Regions from separate parts of the Mus musculus genome. Here region 2 is linked to region 1. A link is a loop called in an ENCODE intact Hi-C map of the cell type or tissue named here. Cell type or tissue: gastrocnemius. All regions are shown on one strand.

Evidence for each region. A loop is a pair of places that touch in the nucleus more often than their neighbours do. Peaks named below come from ENCODE experiments on the same cell type or tissue, not always from the same donor. Only the 100,000 strongest peaks of a DNase experiment are listed, where the experiment ranks them.
Region 2: a loop joins it to region 1, with 4 times the contacts of the local background. A loop is called at or near these places in 9 of 42 quality-filtered maps.

Annotation. Positions count from the first base shown.
Region 1 is chr2:168,093,322-168,098,321 of GRCm38, reverse strand. All of the region lies in intron 2 of Pard6b (par-6 family cell polarity regulator beta), which reads right to left. Among named protein-coding and RNA genes, the nearest start is that of Pard6b, 15 kb to the right of the region's middle. In gastrocnemius, no CTCF peak of the experiment used is centred here; DNase peaks (open chromatin) are centred at 100 and 3,087.
Region 2 is chr2:167,984,069-167,989,068 of GRCm38, reverse strand. Ripor3 (RIPOR family member 3) reads left to right here. Exons shown (of 22, transcript NM_001080708.3): 14 at 2,466-2,596; 15 at 3,297-3,420; 16 at 3,861-3,996; 17 at 4,463-4,624. Among named protein-coding and RNA genes, the nearest start is that of Ripor3, 24 kb to the left of the region's middle. In gastrocnemius, CTCF peaks have their summits at 2,182 (motif pointing left) and 3,902; no DNase peak of the experiment used is centred here; H3K27ac peaks cover 455 bases.

The sequences.
Region 1 (5,000 bases):
GCCCCAGCAGACCAACGCCAGGCAATGCACAGGCCACCTCGGCTTGAGTGGCTGCTTACTCAGCCAGACTCAGTCACTGCACCAGTGACTGCCGTGCCATCAGAAGACACTAGAGGGCCCTCTCACACATCACAAACATCACTAGCTATGAACACCTTAACTGGCCAGTGAAATTCTGATAGTCAATTGTGGCCCACACACCTGTTGTCATCCCCCTGCTCAGGAGCCTAGGGCAAAAGGTAGAAGGATCCCAAGTTCAAGGCCAACCTGGGCTATATCATATCACAGCAAGTTTGGGGCTCCCCTGGACTATGTCCTGAAACCCAGTCTCAAAATCTAAAACACACAAAACAACAACAAAATAACCTGTGGCAAATCTTACAGGCTCACATTCCCTTCCCCCTTTTCTCAGGTGGAGTCTCACACTGCTAGGCCGGACTCAGTGTCCCAGGCAGCTGAGACACTGGGGCTATGTGTGTGTATGTCACCACTCCTGGCTACAACTTCGTCTCTTCTCACCTTCCTGTACCTGGCACTCAAGGCAATCCTCCTGCCTCACCCTCTGAAGAGCTGGGATTACAGGATGTACCTCCAATGTTTAGTTTACAAACTCATTTTAAGAAATCAAGCGTGGAGCTGGGCAGTGGTGGCGCATGCCTTTAATCCAGCACTCGGGAGGCAGAGGCAGGCGGATTTCTGAGTTCAAGTCCATCCTGGTCTACAGAGTGAGTTCCAGGACAGCCAGAGCTACACAGACAACCCTGTCTCGGAAAAAAAAAAGTATACATACATATATATATATATTTGTATATATATGTCTATATATACATATACATACACACACATTCACACACACACACACACACACACACAATCTTAGCAGCACTAGGAGGCAGGGAAAGGAGCTCTGAATTTGATGTAGAGTGAGGTCCAGGACAGCCTGGGTTACACAGCGAAACCCTATCTTGAAGGAAAAAAACCAAACCCGAGATACAGTCTCACAGTACATGTAGCCATGCTAGAGCAATCCTCCTGCCTCTGCTTCTGCTGCTCTAGGATTAGAATTATCCCAACCTGCCTGCTTAAAACAGCTCCTTTAAATGCATGTTTTCCTGCATTTAATTAGAATACTTCCACTTTGCATATTTATCACATCCAAAACAAGGACAGGGGAAGGAACACTCATTCCAGGGAATTTAGGAGAGGAAAATGGTTGGGGTGTGGCGGGGGTGGGGTGGGAGCCCTTGCCCTGAACTAGTGAGGCCCTGGGTTCCTTTTCAGCTCCAGCAGCTGGAAGGGTGGGAGGGAAGAGGGGCAGACGCCTTCCTCCGCACTCACAGCTTCATTACTAAGGAATGCTTAGACGGCTTGTCTCTCAGCAAATAAACTCCCTTCAGCCCCGTGGGCTCTGACTCTCACTCCCCACTCTGGCAGAGGCAGAGGTGTGGGATCCTTTTTTCAACCATGATTGACATCAGCGCTGTGACAGACTGGGGTGCAGGGTGGCAAGGACTCTGCAAACTAGAGCTCCTGCCCCTGTCTCTTAGCTCCCAGCAGATTTCCCTCCATGGTGGAAAGCCTTGTTTTCAGTAAAACTTCCTTTGTTGCTGGTGAGATGGCTCAGTGGCTAGGGTGCTCGCTGCCAAGTCTGGTGACTGGAGTTTGAGCCTTACTACCCATAAAGCAGAGCCAACACCTTCAAGTTGTCTTCCGACCTCCAGGTGCCCACTGCTTAAAGTGCATGTGTGTATACACACACACACACACACACACACACACACACACACACATAAAGAAGAAAGGGTAGTGCTGATGCCTAGTGATGCCTAGTAGTCACAACAAACACGTGTGCTAAGTCTGCACCTGCACTGCAGCTGGACTAATTCCTTGAGCCAGCTGAGTCTGTCACATGCTGGAGACACAGCTCCAGACACCACTGTCACCAGGTGAAGGCAGAAGACACAGGTGGACTATCAGGGAGGAAGGACCAGGAACAGGGTGAATAGCAGGAGGAGAGCTGAAGCCATCTCAGGCTGGCTTGGTTTTCAGGCCTAGAGTCCCAAGGTTCCGGAGGCTCACACGGGACATCTGAGTTACAGCCCTGGCTGGGCTACACCAGGGACCTTATCTCTGAGAACAAAACAAAAAACTAAACCAACCAGGCAAGCAAAGCCCAAAATCAAAACTAACCGGGAAACAATCAATTAAAGACAAACAATACTTCAGTAATGAGAGTATAGGGCTTGGGACATGGAAGCCGAGTCAGGAACCCAAGACCATACATACATCCTTAGTTACACAGTGAGGCCAGCCGGGCAACACAAGACCTTGTCTCCAAAAAACTAAACATCCCATGTGCTCCTTCATCCCCACAGTAACTAGTTGGAGATTGGTTTACAGACAGCCTGGGGCCTACAGAATCCTGCTGCCCACTCAGTGGACCTGCCCCACAGCCAGAGACACCCATTGCTATCTTCAGACCCCAGCCCAGGGATGAGGAACATAGAAGAACCCAAGACAGGGAGAGCCCAGGTCTTTACTAGACCAGGAACTTCCAGGTTCCTACCACAGCTTCCAGGTCCCTCCTGGCACCTCCAGGTATGAGTATGTGGTTCCCCAGGTCACATGAGGAGCCAGCCTTAGGGACACCCTGTCTTGCCATCTCTGCACCCATATCTTCTCACAGAGTCTGCGTTGTGTCCTTAGGCAGAAAGTTGCTTTATAGTTTGGTTTGAGAAATAAATCCATTGAAGCAGGAGGATTTGGCAAAAATCTCGATAAAAGCCGTTAGGCTTAGTCTTACACTGAACTGTTTATTTCAGAACAACCAAGAGTGGAAGCCTGTGTAACATGTCCAGGGGAATTCCAGACACAAAACAGAGAAGGCCACCAAGCTGCCTCTATGCCTGCCCATGGGAAACCCTACTGAGAAAACCCAAATCTGCATAATTTGGCTTGGCCGAAGACTCCCTCTGAATGCTCGCTCTAAATTCTCAGAAGCACTGCGCGGCACAAAGGCACCTCTGTTCTCCCACCCAGCTAATCAGTTTTCAGCCACTGGGAAAGAAACACGCTGGCAGCAGGCCAGGGTGCAGGGTGTGAGCATAAAGTGTAAAGGTGACCGTCCAGGAGGGCCCAGCTGGAGGCCAAGGTCACTCACAGAGGCCATGGGAGTCCCCGAGACCCACAGTAAAGCTGACCAAGGCCACACAGGAACACCTCACGGAGAACTCTGCCCCTCAGCCAACGGTCTCTGCTCGCTGCCCTTGACAAGAATCCACCCAGAAGCTTCTAAACTTCCACACAGGCAAATGTCTATCTCACACACAAGCTCCCAGCTTTCCTAACAGCACACTCAGATCAGGGCGAGCCAGGGCCCATTGTGATGGCGAGCAGACAGAAGGAATGGCCGTGGTGAAGACAGCAACCTTGGTAAACAGAAACTTCAGAACAGCAGCAGCATTCCCAGACAGGAGAACCTAGAGCACCCAGGTATCGTCGTCAGCAGGAGAACCTAGAGCACCCCAGGTATCGTCGTCAGCAGCTCAAGAGCTTATCCCATTGCAAGTTCAGAGGAAGATAAGGTAGCTAGGCCTGGTGGCATGGGCCTGTAAGGGCAACAAACTGCACGAAGGCTGAGGCAGGAGGATTGGCTCCAAGCCAGGCTGGACACACTCACCCATAGCCCTGGGGGTAGACATAAGAGGACCAGGAACCAACATGCTGCACAGCAAGGTTAAGGCTATCTCCTGTCTTTAAGAAAATTAAGGCAGTAGGATGCTGACCTAGCATGAAGCCCTAGGTCCAACCCTAGTGACAAGAGGGTGGTGGTATACACAACACTCATAGCTGAGGTGCTGGGGGTGGACGCAGATGGCTTCGAGTTCAAGACCAGCCTGGGCTACACAGCAAGACGCTGTATGGTTTTGCTGGGCATTCACCTCTATAACCAACCCTGGGCTACAGGGAGGAGTAAGAAACGTTTTTAAAGAAAACTTACAAAACGCCAGGCCTGTTCGCCAGTCCCTTTCTAATGCACCATGATGAATCAAAAGCTATCCAGAAACTTGGAAAGGATTAAATATTTAAACTTTAGCCAATGTTCAAATGATGCGGACCCCTTTGCTGCTTCCCCACAGAAGAAGCAAGCACGCACTGCTTTTCAAACCGTTCCTGGGACAACACTCTGCAGTGAGCCACTGTGAAGCCAGTGGGCACCGGCCTTCACAGAGCTGCGTCCCTACAAGGATGTATAAGGAAAGACAGACAGTCAGTGTCAGGAGCGTAGGGGACCCAGCCGGGCTGATGGGGGGGAGGGGAGGGGAGAGGCAGGACTTCTCTGTGGAAATGAGGTGTCTCCAGAGATGAGAGGAGCAGGAGCAGGTGACCAGGTAGGAAGGGGAAGAAGGTTCCAGATGCAGAAAGAGTGTTGTGTTTGGTGAAGAGATTGGTTGTAGAAGTCTGACACACAGGAAGGAAGGAGCCATGACGGAGGTGCAGACAGGGCTCCAGGGAAGTGCTGTGGGCTAAGGACTTCAGCCTTGGGCTGTGAACCCAGACACGGTAATCTTATCTGGGTTTTCCAGAAAGCTCCCTGATGCAGCCTGGAGAGAGGTCTCTGTAGGCACCATGGGCAGGATGGTGACCAGCCTGGGGCAGAGCAGCATGCGGGGCATACGTGGAAAACACCTTAGGTGTGCTACGGCTTGTGACTGACAGTAGGCTGGCTCAGAGGTGGGAGCGAGGCTTCTGTCAGCAGCAACTGGGATCATTCTGTGAATGGCTGCCCTACAGTTTCCGGAGTAAAGCCTTTTATGGCAGTGTCTATACTTCTGGTTTTTGAGGCTGGCCCTGAACTCACTTCCAATCAGGATTACAGGCTGGTACCACTACTCCGGCCTTCTGTAAGAAGTAGCTGCTGTGTATCCTTGGACTATATTAAAATTAAACCCTGGCTTAGTAAAATGTAACCTTAAATGTAGCTACAAAGTGATGTCCAG
Region 2 (5,000 bases), 110 kb after region 1:
AGGCCGGTGCGCACAGTGAGTAATTTGCTCTGTGTCCAGCCAGAACCTGGCTCCATCGAAAATGTTCGAATGTGGGTGGGTGGGCGGGGCCTGCGATTTTTATGGAAGGCCTTGCAGCCGCCTGCCAGCCTCATCTCTACAGCCATCCAAAAGCTTCCCCTGCCCAGCCAAAGGAGTTCTCTCAGTGGCTCTCAGAGCTGCCGGCCTGGACGGATGGCTCTCTGTTGTTTACATTTTTAAATACATAAAATAAAATGTAGACCACGCATACCAACTTCTACAGGTTCCGATGAGCTCGCTCTTAGCTATGATACTTGACTCTCTCTCTCTCTCTCTCTCTCTCTCTCTCTCTCTCTCTCTCTCTTTAAATTCTCACGTGGACTTCACATTCTCACACCAGTACAGCTGAGAGAAGGTTTCTCTCCTTATATTCTGTCTAGTGCCTTGAGAGAATGAATCTACTGCCTACCACCTTAGCAAGGCCCTGTCCTCATGTGCCAGGAACAAGAATTTGAGGAAGAACTGCCGCCTTCATTTGTTCTTTCCCAGTATTATGTGTGGGTCACAGGCACACAGCTTCTGTCACACTCCCGTATTCTGAGAGTCACAAGCACTTTGTATGACCCCGCAATAGCACAGTCATTCAGAACACCATCGAGACACTTCTCTTTTCTGGAAAAGAGCTAAGACAATAAAAATGAGAGGTCACCACCTTCAGCTTGACTTCTAAGGGAAATCATCCACTGAGCGTCCATAGACTTTTATTCTCGCTAAGAGGCCCAGGCTGGCCTTGGACTCACACCCACACACACTAATACACATACACTCACACACTCTCCCACACACATACACATACATACACTCACACTCTCTCATGCACACATACACTCATACCCTCCCACATACATTCACACACACATACATTCACTCACACATATACTCACACACACATACACACACACACACACACACACACACACACACATCAATGCACAGGTTTTGTCTGCTTCATATTCAGCGTCCCTGTGACTGCCGCCCTTTTTCTGGTCACTGTCACATGTTCGGCCACCTGTGCTATTTGTCAGCAGGTTAGCTGCGTGGATGGCCTCATGTGTAGCGCTGGGCTCACAGTGCCAAGCACAAGCTCTGGCGTGTCTATGGTGAGAGCCAGAGAGCTAATGCGCTTCCCTGAGGCAGGAGGTGTGGAGGGCTGCGGGGCCTCCTCACTGACTGCTAGATAAGCTGGCCTGGGGTTGGGAGCTCAGTCAGTACTTGCTGTGCAAACAGGAGGACCTGAGTTCACTCCGCCCCCAGGGCGGCATTGAGAGAAGGCAGGCACGGTGGCAAGCGAGTTAGCACTGCAGAAGGAGAAACGGGATCCCTGGGGCTCAATGGGCACCTAATTGTCAAACTCTGGGCCCCAGGAAGAGATCCTGCTTCAAACATAAATAAAATTAAAAAAAACAAGGCAGGCAGACACCTCTTAAGGCAGGACACCCAAGTCTGTTATTATGTGGCTCCTCTGGACGGACACACACACACACACACACACACACACACACACACACGAGAAAGGAAGAGGAAAACTTTATAAACAGAAGTGCACATGTGGGTCTTGTGCTCACTGGCTGAGAGTTTGAGCTGTGGCACTGGGGTCCCTGGGTCAGCATTTGCTGGTTTGGTAACATAATTCCTCAAGTCGCAAGAATCTGATGTTCCCATCCGTGTGTGCACGTACACGCACACACACACACACACATACACACGTACACACACGCGCGCGCGCGCACACACACACACACATACACGTACACACACATGTGTTTGCAGAGTTTACTCCCAGGCTTAGTATTTTGCTGTTGCTGACAGACACCCACCCTCCACGCCCGCCCCGTGGGCTCAGCCGAGAAGCCCTGCAGTCTTGTCCGGCTATTCTTGGGTGTGGTTCATGTTGACTGAGGTCTGGTACACTGGCCCTGCAGGCAGCCCTGGTTTGGAGACAGAGGTCTCTGGACGGCTTGAATGGCAGTGGGCAGTGGCTCCCGCATGCCTTCCCGTCCACAGCTCACCCACAGCTCCTGAATCTCCTCAGGGTGGCTGTCAGCAAGAGTGAGTGCAGAGCAGGTTTGTGGGGTTGCTGAGAAATGAGGCATGGGGCTGCAGTGTGCGACAGAGTGGCGCCTCCTTGTGGGGGAGTCCTGCACTGAGTCATCCCCACCTGGGGACTTTCAGATCTCTCTCTCTCTCTCTCTCTCTCTCTCTCTCTCTCTCTCTCTCTCTCTCTCTCTCTCTCTCGATGTCCCCTTGTCTCAGGCTGTGTTGGTAGGGTTGCTGGAAGTGCCACATCCCAGGCTCATCCTGCTGAGACCTGAGCCATCGCTGGGCTGGCTGGGGCTGGGGCTGGGGCTGTCACTTTATGGCTGGGTGTGGGAGGGCAGAGCCGTCATCCTGGTGTTTGTCCACAGCCCCGAGGGGTACAGCCGGAACCCGTGTCGGCGCAGAGCCTGATGGACTGTATCCTTGAGAGCTTTGCCTTTCTGAATGCCGACCTTGCCAGTGATGAACTGTCCCTGTTTGGGGGCTCCCAGGCTCCTGAGTGAGTGCACCCCAAATGGGCACACCTCTGGACTGCTATAGCTCCATGCTAGTCTGAGTCCTTGGCCCCATCTTGTGTAGTTTCACCGTGCATGGCGCTTTCTCTCCATGGCAAATCTTTATGGTCACTGAGGGTTTCTCAGGCAATAACAGCAGCACACAGCCAAACTCTGACCTTGACTTCAGTGGCTGTCATGCTGACTAACCTCCATAGTACCTGCCTTGCCCACCACTCCCTCTGGACCACCATCCATCTCTGTCTTACCACCTACCTCGATCAGGGCCACTTCTAATCCCCAGACCTCGGCATTACCAAAGGGTCAGTCTCCATCCTCTAAGCCAGTGTGATCCCACAGGGAGATTCCAAGCGTGCTACCTTCCCGAGTGTGGTGAGCCAGCTGGGCTTTGGTGGGGGCTCAGCTCTGCCCTGTGAACCATGATACTAACCCTAGGTCTAGTGTTCATGCCCACTTCACAGAAGAGCAAAGTGAGGCTCTGGTAACCACCCAGAGGGAGTCATAGCCTCAGGTCTCCCAGGAAGCCCAGCCCTGCACATCTGTTTGATAGCCAGGCCGTTCTCTCACCCATCCATGCCTCTATTGAGAAGCCCTGTCTCTGATCTGGAGCTGGGGTGGGAGGAGGTGTCAGGGAAGGTGTCCCTTTGCAAATCTAATGGTCACTCAGCTCTTTTGTCTTCTCAGGAGGGACAGCCCCCCGCCTCCACGGCCATCACTGAAGGTGTCACCCAGCGAGCTCACAGCTGGTGCCCCCGAGCTGGACACGCTGCTCACTGTCCACCTTCAAGTCTGCAAAGCCTTGCTTCAGGTGTCTGGGTGGGACCTGGCCAGGGTGGGGACTGGGGTCACAGGCAGTGACAAGCCTGGGTCAGGTAAGAGGAGCCCACCCTGAGGGCCATGGAGACTCTGGGGCAGGAGGTGAGGAACCGCATGGGTCTCAGAGAGCCAAGTCCTGGCCCAAGCGGGTAGTTCTGATGTACACACGTAGGTACTGCACCAGTTCAAACTGGCTCAACCTCACAAAGTATCCAAGGTGGGCTTCCTGCCGCGCTGCTCCCAGGGATCCAGAGGCCGTCAGATGCTGGCGTCTTTCCCCTGCTTTGTGATGCTGGCCTTGGGTGGGCTCAGCTTGATGAAAAGAAGTAGCTTAGGCTATGGTCTAGAAGCTTCCTCTAGGACAGGGCAGCTGTGGGTAGTTGTGGGCAGACATGTGCATGCTGGGTAACCTGCGTATCTCTCTGATTCTAGAAACTGGCTTCCCCGAATTTGTCAAGGATGGTGGAGGACTGCCTCCTAGAGGAAGCAGTGCAGCAAAGGCAGGTTCTGGAAGTGCTTTCAGACCTTGACCTTGAGCAGGTCAGCAAGGCCAGGTCGGTTGAAGAGAGTAAGTAGCCACCAGCCCCACCCCCAAGGCCTTGCCTCCCTCCCTCCCTCCCTCCCTCCTTCCCTCCCTCTCCTTCCCTCCCTTCCTCCTTCTCCCATTGACAGGTAGGTTACAGCTTGCACATTGGTTTGTCCATGAATACTGCCAGGGCCACTGCTGGTTCACTGAAGCCAGTCCCACCCACATGCTGGTGTCCCCTCCAAGGAATGGCTGTCACCTCCGTTCTTTGTCTCCCCCTGTGCACTTGTCTGGGGAGTCCAGTTTCCTAGACAGGGCAGCAGTGCATGGCTGATCTTGTGAGTAGGGACTAGGAAAGTGCTTGGAGCCAAGACTGTTCCTTTGGGGTGACAGGGGCCTGAGAGGAGGTCCCTGTACTGGGTCTCCTGCCCTCATTTCCAACCTTGGGTCCTTGTGGAGAGGTTTCTGGTGCTCCTGCCCAGGCTGCTGAGCAGCTGCTGGCTCTTAGTCATCCCACAGGCTTCTCACAGGAAGGGTGGCCTGGCACTGTGGCAGGGGTGCACGCAGCCTGGTGGTGTCCTGGCCTGCCCTGCCTCCACACTCCTGAGCCAGCTCAAGAAGACATTCCTGCATCGCGTCCGAGGGAAGTACCCTGGCCAGCTGGAAATAGGTAGGGTCATCCTTGCTTGCCCTGTCCCAGGGGGTACGGCAGTGATGTAGCTGGGGTCCTAGCTCTGTGCATGTCTTTGCTGCCCCACCCCTAGGAAAGCAGGCCCTGTATCCCTGTGCCTTCCACCAAGCCTTCAAGGGTTCTTAGAGGGAGGTGTGCAGGCATGTGCCATCCAGGTGTCCTGATATCAGGCTGGATACTTCCTGAAGGCAGCTGTAGCATTTCCTGTGGAACAAGTGAAGGTTGTCCCCAGGGGGGGGGGTGTGGCATCTGAAGTCTGGAAGTTCCTTCCACTCTCTGGGCAGCTTGTTGCAGGGCTCTGGTGCTGGGATCCAGCCCACTACTGGTGATTACTGGCTAGCTGGTGTGTTCTTTT